Linked DNA regions of Homo sapiens: region 1 is linked to region 2. The links are chromatin loops, found by intact Hi-C in ENCODE. Cell type or tissue: CD4-positive, alpha-beta T cell. All regions are shown on one strand.

Evidence for each region. A loop is a pair of places that touch in the nucleus more often than their neighbours do. Peaks named below come from ENCODE experiments on the same cell type or tissue, not always from the same donor. Only the 100,000 strongest peaks of a DNase experiment are listed, where the experiment ranks them.
Region 1: a loop joins it to region 2, with 16 times the contacts of the local background. A loop is called at or near these places in 10 of 110 quality-filtered maps.

The regions. Positions count from the first base shown.
Region 1 is chr2:21,310,576-21,315,575 of GRCh38, reverse strand. It overlaps LOC105374318 (a long non-coding RNA gene), which reads right to left and starts at 1,455. Exons shown (of 3, transcript XR_939801.3): 1 at 1-1,455. In CD4-positive, alpha-beta T cell, no CTCF peak of the experiment used is centred here; no DNase peak of the experiment used is centred here.
Region 2 is chr2:20,659,170-20,664,169 of GRCh38, reverse strand. No RefSeq gene overlaps it. Among named protein-coding and RNA genes, the nearest start is that of GDF7, 5.5 kb to the left of the region's middle. In CD4-positive, alpha-beta T cell, CTCF peaks have their summits at 2,309 and 2,508 (motif pointing left); a DNase peak (open chromatin) is centred at 2,499; H3K27me3 peaks cover 2,397 bases.

The sequences.
Region 1 (5,000 bases), 650 kb before region 2:
TCATCTGATTTAGGACTGCTTATTTCTTAAACTTCTTCAGCTCACTCTGAATGAAAATGTTTTCAGAAGCACTTCCAAGTGTAAGACCAATTATGCACATCACGGGAAATTGATTTGCCTGTGTTCCTCCATCCCCCCACCCTCTTCCTACCCCTTCACTCAGTGTTGGATTTCATATCCCTTCACCACCACTTTTGGCTACAGGATGGGGGAGAAGACTTCCAGGCTTTCAGGCTGACCTTGGAGAAGTTACTGTCTCCCTGGGACACATAACAGACATTGACACAACAAGTGAAGGCCAAGCAGAGAATGACCTTGCTACTTTTTGTGTCCACTTGGCCTGGCTTTCAACCACTGGAATAGGAAAAAGCAGCCCCAGCAGGACCTGTGGGTCACAAAACCATGCTGGTTCTTCCTGGTGGTACCTTAGGACACTTTGTTGACAGAAAATTCATAAATGGTTTGTCTAATGTCTTTACCAAGTATCGAGAATAAGCTACAAATCAGACATTATTGTGATCTCTTGTTTCTCATTATTAAATAAAGAAACTACAATTTTAATATATCTTGTTGAAAAGAACCATTTAAGCTAAATATGAATATGGCTTTTATCTAGGATTAATGAACTGAATATTTTAAACTGTCCAATTAGGAAAATGTTTGCCTTTGAGGCACTAAAATAAAAGATTCAGGTTCCCCTGACCGCTACTCTCAGATCAACACCCCAGTGAAAGAAAACGCTATGTAGGTATATACACATTAATTTTTCTTTCTACTGAAATATGTGTTTATCATACATGTATTCATCAGCTTTCATGAATGCTGTCAGATGTGGAAAATTAGCTTTTGCATTTACTAACTCCTCCATGGGAAAGAGGTCCCTCATGTGTTTAACAAAAAGGAGCTTTATTGTTTATGAGATTGAAAAATAAATGTTGCCATGGCTTTACAATCTGGTGATTGGTAATCAGTTTTCATAAATGACCATGAATCACTTCTGTGCTGGCCGGGCTTTGTTTGGAATATGAGATGGCTGTTCTGTCTTACAAGTAAGGAATTATTAATGTACCCTCCCTGGAGGGTTTCAATTTCACTCGTACAAATAGCTGTATATCTACCAAGTGTATGTTCAGTGTGCCTATCTATGAAATTTAAAATTATATGCTTTGTGTAAAACAGAATATATAATAGACTCTGAAATTGAATAAAACTTATTGGACTCATTTTTTATCCTTTGTGACATTTTTCTAGTAAAAGAGTTCAGACAAAAGGCACTGCCACCAAGGAGCCAGGAATGCAAAGTCCTGTCCAATTTAAATAATCACTCCTTTCTGTCATGTTTTACAAAGAGATGTATTCAAACATGCTCTTTGGGCATTTCTATATTCTGTTCTTGGTTTTCACAAATATGAGCAGGCAAAGATCCCCTTTACTCCTTTTGTATGTTTTTGCCACTTTAAAAAAAGTATAATCTTGGCGATTGTCTCATTATAAAAATGAGAGGGCATTCTTCTGAGATAAATAGGACAGAGGCCTGGCTCACATGGATTTTAATTTAGTTCCAAATTTCACATCCCTCTTCTTCTCAACAAATAAGGTAAGAAATAAAGTCCGAGATAATAAGGAGTTCATGGCGAATCCAATCATGCCACCCACCTTTCTAAAATCCTTCAGTGGGATCTGGCACGGTGGCTCACGCCTGTAATCCCAGCACTTTGGGAGGCCAAAGTAGGAGGATCTCTGGAGGCCAGAAGTTCAAGGACCAGCTAGGCCAACATGGCGAAACCCATCTCTACTAAAAATACAAAAATTAGCCAGGCATGGTGGGGCATGCTGGCAATCCCAGCTACGTGAGTGGCTAAGGCATGAGAATCTCTTGAATCCAGGTGGCAGGGGTTTCAGTGAGCCAAGACTGCACCACCGCACTCCAGCCTGGGCCACAGACTGACACTCTGTCTCAAAAAGAAAAAAAAAAGTCCTTCATTGGTTACCTATATCCATATGGCTCAAACTTGTTAGCATGGCCTACAAGGCCTTTCCATGATCCACCCCTTGAAAAACCTTCCAACTTTCTGTCTCCCACTCCCCTTTACTGATACCTCTCTAGGCATGTGAACTCCTTTCATTCTGGGAATGCAGCTCTCTTGCTCTCTCTCTCCCCTACCCCCAACCCCATCCCACCCTCCCTCTTTCCCTTTCCAGTTGGATCCAATGTTGTTGAATGCAACACTACATAAACTCTTTGCTAGTGGTGCTGGCTGGGCCCTGTAGGCGGGAAAATCTTATACCCACACAAGTTCTATGTGTTTATTCCTGTGAAAGGAAACTGCTCACCTCGCAGGATGAGAGGGGTCCAGTGTTATCATCTTGCCACCAGTGGCCACTTTATATTTTCAAGGAATGGTGCAATTTGAGTGTTCAGCACTGGCCTCTGTTGCTGGCAGGCTGGACATTGGTGGTGGGAGTAAATAGATTAGCCTTGGTAACTCAGAATCCGTGTTGCTGAACCCAGGTGTAGCATTCACCTCTGCCATAATGGCCATTCTGTTCATGTATCCCTCAAGCCAGCACTGAAGTAACTGATGACAGAGGCTGGCTGCCATCATCCAGCTGAGTCATTTTGCCTATTTGGTTTTTTAGTGCCTCTTCTTTTGGTGATCTCTGGTGGGTACAACATGTGCTATAAAAATCTTCACACTTCATGACAATTCGCATTTGTCCATGCACATGTTATCAACCCAGACTTCGTTATTGATCTTCCAGTCTGTTTCTATTTGCTGCTGCCTGTGAGGCCATATGTATTAAACCTTTTCTTTTTTCATACAAAATAGATGGCCAAGTGTATTATCCAAAGCTCTTACAATTAAGAGAATTTTCTCCCACTGCTGTTTTTCAAGGATACCTCCAGGCTGTAATAAGGTGGCTGTCCATTTTTGGTTTTTACCCATGTAACAGGTTGACCCATTGGTCAGCAAGATCAGCCTTTTTCCTCTTTCCTCAACTGCTTGCATGAGATCCCACACACAGTCCTAGGCATGAGCCAAGGGATAATCACTAATGCAATAGTAGTGGATGCCACAGGGATCTGGGCTACCTGCTCAGGTACTTGCTTGTGTCCTCTGGTCCTGTTCATGCCCAACCCGGGATGCACCACTTCCATCTTGCAATGGATTGTTGTGGGTCTACCCAACCTACGACTTGGAAAGTCTGACAGGACTCAGCTGATGACGGAGAGTTTCAGCCACATGGTCACCTGTTGCCCCATTGTCAGGCATTCTGTCACTATCAGGGCTCAGCAGTATACTAGGAGCTGATTTTTGTTCTTTTTTAAACCAAAACCAAAAAACACACAAACAAAAAACCATGATTCTCCATTGCAGGTAGCATGCCTTTACTCTAGAACCTCATGGGCCTGCTTTGGGATTCCATCACTAGAGCTTGTCACAACCCCTAGGTGGCATCTCTTGCCACCACCGATGCCTCCAACACCACAGAGTCTACTGGATCATATGGCTGAAGTGGTAGGACTGCAGAAACTTTGCCTGTTCTGGGCCTTCTTAAAGCTAGCAGGCTTTTGTGTTACTTATGTATGGGCCAAAGCAATATCTCTATGATGTGTAGAATACACTACCAATGGAACTGAAAAGTCCTACCAGCACTGTTGTGCTCCCTTCTTCAAGACAGAAGGTGCAGGATGCAACAATTTCTCTTTTCCTTTCAGAGGGATGTTGTGTCATGCTTCTGACCACTGGGTTCCTAAAAATTTTATGAATATAATAGGTTCCTGAATATTTGCAGAATTCCTCTTCTGCTCCCCATGAGTCTTACCATAGCTTTCAGTATGCCACCTACCTCTTCTTCTTCCAGCCCGGTCAACATGATGTCATTGATGTAATGGATAAATGTGATGTTCTGCAAGATGTCCAGAAGTCTTAGATCTGTGTCATCCATTATGGTAGCCCCTAACCTCACGTGGCTGTTGAGCATATAAAATGTGACTAGTGCAACTGAGAAACTGAATATTTAATTTGAACTAATTTTAGTGAAGTTAAATTTAAAGACTGAAACCGGCTGGGCTCAGTGGCTCAGGCCTGTAATCCCAGCACTTTGGGAGGCCGACGGGGCGGATCACAAGGTCGGAGATCAAGACCATCCTGGCTAACATGGTGAAACCCCATCTCTACTAAAAATACAAAAAAATTAGCCAGGTTTGGCAGCCTGCGCCTGTAGTCCCAGCTGGTGGGGAGGCTGAGGCAGGAGAATGGCGTGAACCTGGGAGGCGGAGCTTGCAGTGAGCCGAGATCACACCACTGCACTCTAGCCTGGGTGACAGAACAAGACTCCGTCTCAAAAAAAAAAAAAAGACTGAAACAGTGTAAAATTTTTTTGTTACACATAACTTCACCTTTTGTGTAAGATTACATGGCATGTTAACCATTTCATGGAATAATATTACTATATATAAAGCACTTATGAGGGGCATGCATTATTTCTAGTATTATACATAAACACATCACCAATTGAGCAGATGTCAACAAATTCACTACAATTTTTTTCCAGGTATAAGCGTAATATTGCGTTTTTAAAAATATTTTTTGTAATCAGTAAATATCCCAATAATACCAATATAAAATGTAATTGATAATTAAATTAAAATGTTTATTATTGTTTTTATTATAATGTAACTAAACCATTTTTCCAGATTAAAGAAATGAATATGGGTAATTTTTTAACATGAAAATGAAGGCATATTATTGATGCAGATTTGAAAGAAAATGCAAAAGCTGCTACTACAACTGGAAAGGTAAAGAAAAAAAAAAAGCCTGGAAGAAAGTATGTCACATGTTTTATGATGCATGGTGACTGCAATTTGTTGCAGCCAAGCAAACCAAAAAAAAAAAAAATGTGGTTTGTTGTGTAACAAGTTTTTCGAGATAACAAAGTAAAAAATGCTGAGACATTTTCAGCCAATATATAATGAATTTGATAAGGTTTCTCCC
Region 2 (5,000 bases):
TGCCTGCCTTTCCTCTCTGGCTTTCTAGAAAATTCTTGGCAAAGAAAGGACCTCTCTAGTCCAGGTGAAGACTATGAAAGTGTTACCCAGGGGACTCTTGCCTGCCACTGCTCGCAACTGGAAGCGGAAAACACTTGCCATGGAAAATAGCCTGTCATACCAGCAGCAGGACCTGCCCATGACCCAGGTCTCCAGGTGCCCTGCCCAGTTGGGACTTCCTCTTAGGTGATGTGGGGATCCTTAGGTCGATTGGCTGGGCAGGAGAGAGCTAGTTTGCACAGCCCGGAGCCCTTGAAGCTGTGCACCACATGCTAACTGCACTAAGAGCCTTGAGAATGAAAACCTTCCTCTGTGTTGCCCCAGCCATCACTGGGGAGCAGATGAGGCCCAGAGGCAGATGTCAGGAGCAGAGATCAGAGAAGGTTGGGAGAAAACTGGGGCCTGAAAGCCCTAACTTTAGTTCTTCATCCATCTGATCACCCCCAAACCCCAGACCTCCAGACTCCAGCTGAGTCCTCCTCAGAGAGAGAAGGTGAGATTGCCTCCAACGGAGGGAGGAGGGGAAAGCAGCCTGCTTGGGGCGATGTTTGACAACTGGGATGAAGAGGGGCAGTTCCCACATTCCCGCCCCAGACCCTTCCTTGCAGAGCACTTTGCTGCTCTTCCACCCCTTGCAGAAGCTGTTTGTTTTCTCTGAACACCAAGTCCCTGATTCAGTCATAGAATCCAAGGATCTGAAAACAACTTTTGGGGTTATTATTTAAGCCAACTTGCCATGCATGCCTGAATCATAACAAATTGCTTCCTGGGCTGCACTTGCATACCTGCAGAGGTGGGGAACTCCCTATCCAAGGCAGCCTCTGATACCTCTGAATGGGAGGAAGTTCTTTTTTGTTCTTTTTTTTTTTTTTTTTTTTTTTAGGAGACAGGGTCTCCCTCTGTGGCCCAGGCTGCAGTGCAGTGGCAGAATCATGGCTCACGGTAACTCAAATTCCTGGGCTCAAGTGATCCTCCTACCTCAGCCTCCCTAGTAGCTGGGTCTACAAGCACAAGCCACCACACCCAGCTAATTTTTAAAAATATTTTGTAGACACAGGGTCTTGCTGTGTTGCCAAGGGTGGCCTCAAAGCATCCTCTTGAGCCCAGGCTCAGTCTCCCAAAGTTCTGGGATTACGGTTGTGCTTTCCTGTACCCGGTTGTGAGGAAGTCCTCTCTACTACTACTAGGAGAGCCACATCTCTCGAAGGTACCTTTGCTGTGGGGAGTTTGCATGTCATCTGGGAACCTACAACACTAGATTGATACTACTTAGGGAGTTAGTCTTGGATCCCGCCAGCTACAGCCATTTTGAAGCGACTGTCAGGTACGGGAACTTGGGCAAGCCCCAGCTGTAGCCTACTCAGCCTTGCCCAGGGTCTCCTGCCATACCCAGACACCTGGCCCCATGTCTGATGACAAGACAACTAAAAGATCCCTTAGAGGCAACCTACTCTACATTGTCCACATGCAGAAGCCAAGTCCCCAACAAGGGGATGTGATCAGTAGCCTGTCATTTGGCATCATAGCCATCTTCTATCCTGGGTCCCCCTGTGATCAGGGGCCTTTGTTCTCCATTGCAGCCCAGAGGGTCTTGCCTCACCTCTGCTTAGGGCACCCTGTGGGTGCAACATAATGAGGGTCAGCCTTTGCCCTCCCCTCTCCTCTGTTGGGGATGCTGGGTCCCTGCAGCCATGCACTAACTTGGAACATAAAACTGATAATCCTGAGAGTCAAGAGACCTCAATTCAAATCGTGCCTCTAAACTTGGGCTGCAAGTTCCTCACCCTTCCTGGCTTTAGACCCCAGATGTGCAGTGAGGCTGACAATCAAACGTCCACAGGGTTTGCAGTGAAAGACGGGAAGAGTGTGAGATGGGTCCACTGCCTGGGACCCAGCCAGGAGCCTGTCCTCTGTCTGGACCCACCGTAGCCTCTGGGCCTTTTGACTCAGAGCTGGAGAAAGGTTTGGAGGTGAGGAGATAGGGCTCTGGGTTAGGTCTCCCAGGGAAGGCAAGGGACAGAAGTTGATGACAACAGCCTGCAGAGCCATCCACCCTCTCTGGGTCTGGTGATGATGGACTCCTCTCAGTCCAGAAATCTGCTGCAAATGTCTCCCACAGAAAGACCTGGGACAGCAAGGTGGGAAGATTGCAGCGGGCTCTGGCTTAGCCCCATAGGATGCCCAGGGCTGGGCTTCCTGAAGCTAGAGGAATTTCCCAGGCTCAACTGGTGATACCCGGCCCCAGGTTACTCAGAGCAACAGCTCTGGCATCCACACTGGGGTCAGCCACAGCTCTGGCCCCAGGCCGCTGGGCGTGGCCTGCCCCTGTGCCCCAGGCTACCGGGAGGGGGAGGAGAGGCAACAGAGAAGAAGGGAGAAAGGTAGCTTCTTTACCAGAAGCCTTCCAAAAGGGACATCTCAGAGCCCTTGGGTTTGGGACGAATCAGGGAGGGCTGGTGGACACTGCCATCTGCTGGTTACTTGTTGTAACAGCAGTGCAGTGTTGAGGAACTTCCTACTTACTGGGAGAAGACTCAGGAACCAGTGCTCTGGGCCTCTGCAGGTGAACAAGCTCGCATGGGGCTGTAAGGTGTCCTGGGAGATGAGTGACAAGGACCATATGCTTCCATTGACCCAGGAAAAAGACTACAGTATAGGGTCATGATAAAGATCTGGCTTCCAATCCACTTTTGCTGTGTTCGAGCTTTGTGACCCTGATTAAATTAACCTCTGTCATCTTCTGTCTCTTTGTCTTTAAACAGGGACAGGGTTGCCTACTTATAAGGGGTGTGTCAAAGAGTAGATTAAATCAAGTAGGAAAAGTCCTTGCCCCAGTGCTGGCTCAGTTAAAAAAAAAAAAAATGGTGGCGTTTCATGCCATCTGGGTAAGTCCTGGTTTAACCAGTTGGAAGGCCAGCTCATCTAGCTTGTTCATTCAGTCTCCTGGGTGTGGCCACTGTCTTGGAGGCATTTCCCCTCTGTGGACTTGCTCACCATGGATTTCAGTATTCTGAATGTTCTGCAGCTGTGTCTTCAGTAGATTTTCTTGGAGACCTTTGTGGACACATGAGATTTAAAACAAACAAATAAACAAACAAACAAAAAACTACTTTTGGAAAAAAAGCTGCGGACTCTTTGTGCAATAATTTGGAATGCCCAGCCCTCCAGTCTTACTTAGATAGAGCTCAGGGTTTCTGTTCTAGACCCACAATGATTAGAGGAACCAAATTATCTGCCGCCTGGGAAGATAGGGGCTGACAGGAACAGAGTTGGAGGAACTAGAAGATGTGTCCACAGTCTAGGATATGAGACTTGCAGCCACCCCTGAGGATGACAATATTGGGAACAAATGATCCACCAGTTCCTGAAACAGAGTGTTGACCCGGAGGATCACAGGGCTGACCGGATCCTGGTGTCTGGGGATTGGCTGTCTCAGCTCTTCTGGTCCACATAGTAAAGGTGTCTGTGAGATTTGTCTGCAGGAGGCAGTCTCCGAGGCTGCCCCGCAAAGAACGAGGCACTTACAAAACTGGGAACCTGGCCCTAGGCTATGACTCCCCCATGTGCCCTCTCACCCTCATTTCCTAGGTAGCAGATCCATCCTAAATAAGGTGTTAATTTAGGGCAACTAAAACAGAGCCCAGCTAGGTTCTGTCCTCCGAGTCTTCATTCCTGGTTTGAATGAGGAGCTAGAGGACTCTAATCAAAATGCTTGTCCTCATTGCTGGGGACACAAATCTGGAAGTTAGTAAAAACACTGGGTTACAGAATCAACATCTAAAAAGTCATTAGCAAATCACTGCAAAATTGAAAGAATAATGAGATAGCACTTTTTTCCTCTCTAAATCTAGCAAAACTGAAAAATATGAAACCCGTTATTGGCAAAAGGATGGGCAAACGGGCACATCTACATATACCTTTGGCAGGAATATAAGTTCGTAGAGATTTTTCAAGAACATGGATCATGAAATACAGGCTATCTAAATTTAAAAAAAAAAGATTTTTCAAGAAGAGCATCAACATTTTAAAGAAGGAAAGGCTTTGATTCAGCACTTTTACTTTTCCCTTGTAAAAATGTTGTTTCATTTATAGCTATACTTGCACACGTGAAGATAAATATACAAGGTTTAAAATTGAGGTGATAATAAAAAGTGGAATAGATGATACTTAATCTAGTAAGGACAAAATGATAATATACCCTCAGAGTGAATTATGATTCCCCCAGTGTGAGACTGAGTTAGATCCACATGCATGGCTTGGAAATACGCCATGATATATTATACTGAGATACAGGGTGGGCAGAATAGAGAGGTGGGGCAAAGGGCTGATTCTCAGTTGTTCACACCCAAGCCAAAGCCACACGGATAGACATGTTTCTGTCTGCCTGTCACTGCCCTGCCACCCCAGCCCTCAAACCTCCTTGGGACTCTCTCTTTCATCTTTCTGCTTTTACTCACATTTTACATCGTCAAACAATAAATCCTCCTTGGAGATCTTCATTATCAGATATCAAAATAAACCAATTCCCATATAGCACTGGAAGGAGGATTGACAGATCACGGGAACAGAATAGAATCCAGAAACAAATAACAATCTTTGAAAATATGTAGAAAAATAGTGACAATTCCAGTGAGGGAAAAGGATGACTTGTTTAATAAAAGTTACCAGTGAATGACACTAGATGCTTGATTAAGTATTTAGAGGGGGAAATAGACTCTTGTGACATAAACCAAAATTAATTCCTAGTGAATCAAAGAATTTATTAGAGACTGAAACTATTATAAGCGTATTTGGAGAAAATATGTAAATATTTATACAGTCTGGGTAAGGGATACTTTTCTGAGTTCATTGCAGGAACCAGCAAGAATTATGTCCATGGTTGGAGCTTCATAAAAATCTTAAAACATGCTTGTAAGAAAATTCTGAAAACAGAATTGACCTTAACCAAATAATCAAACTTA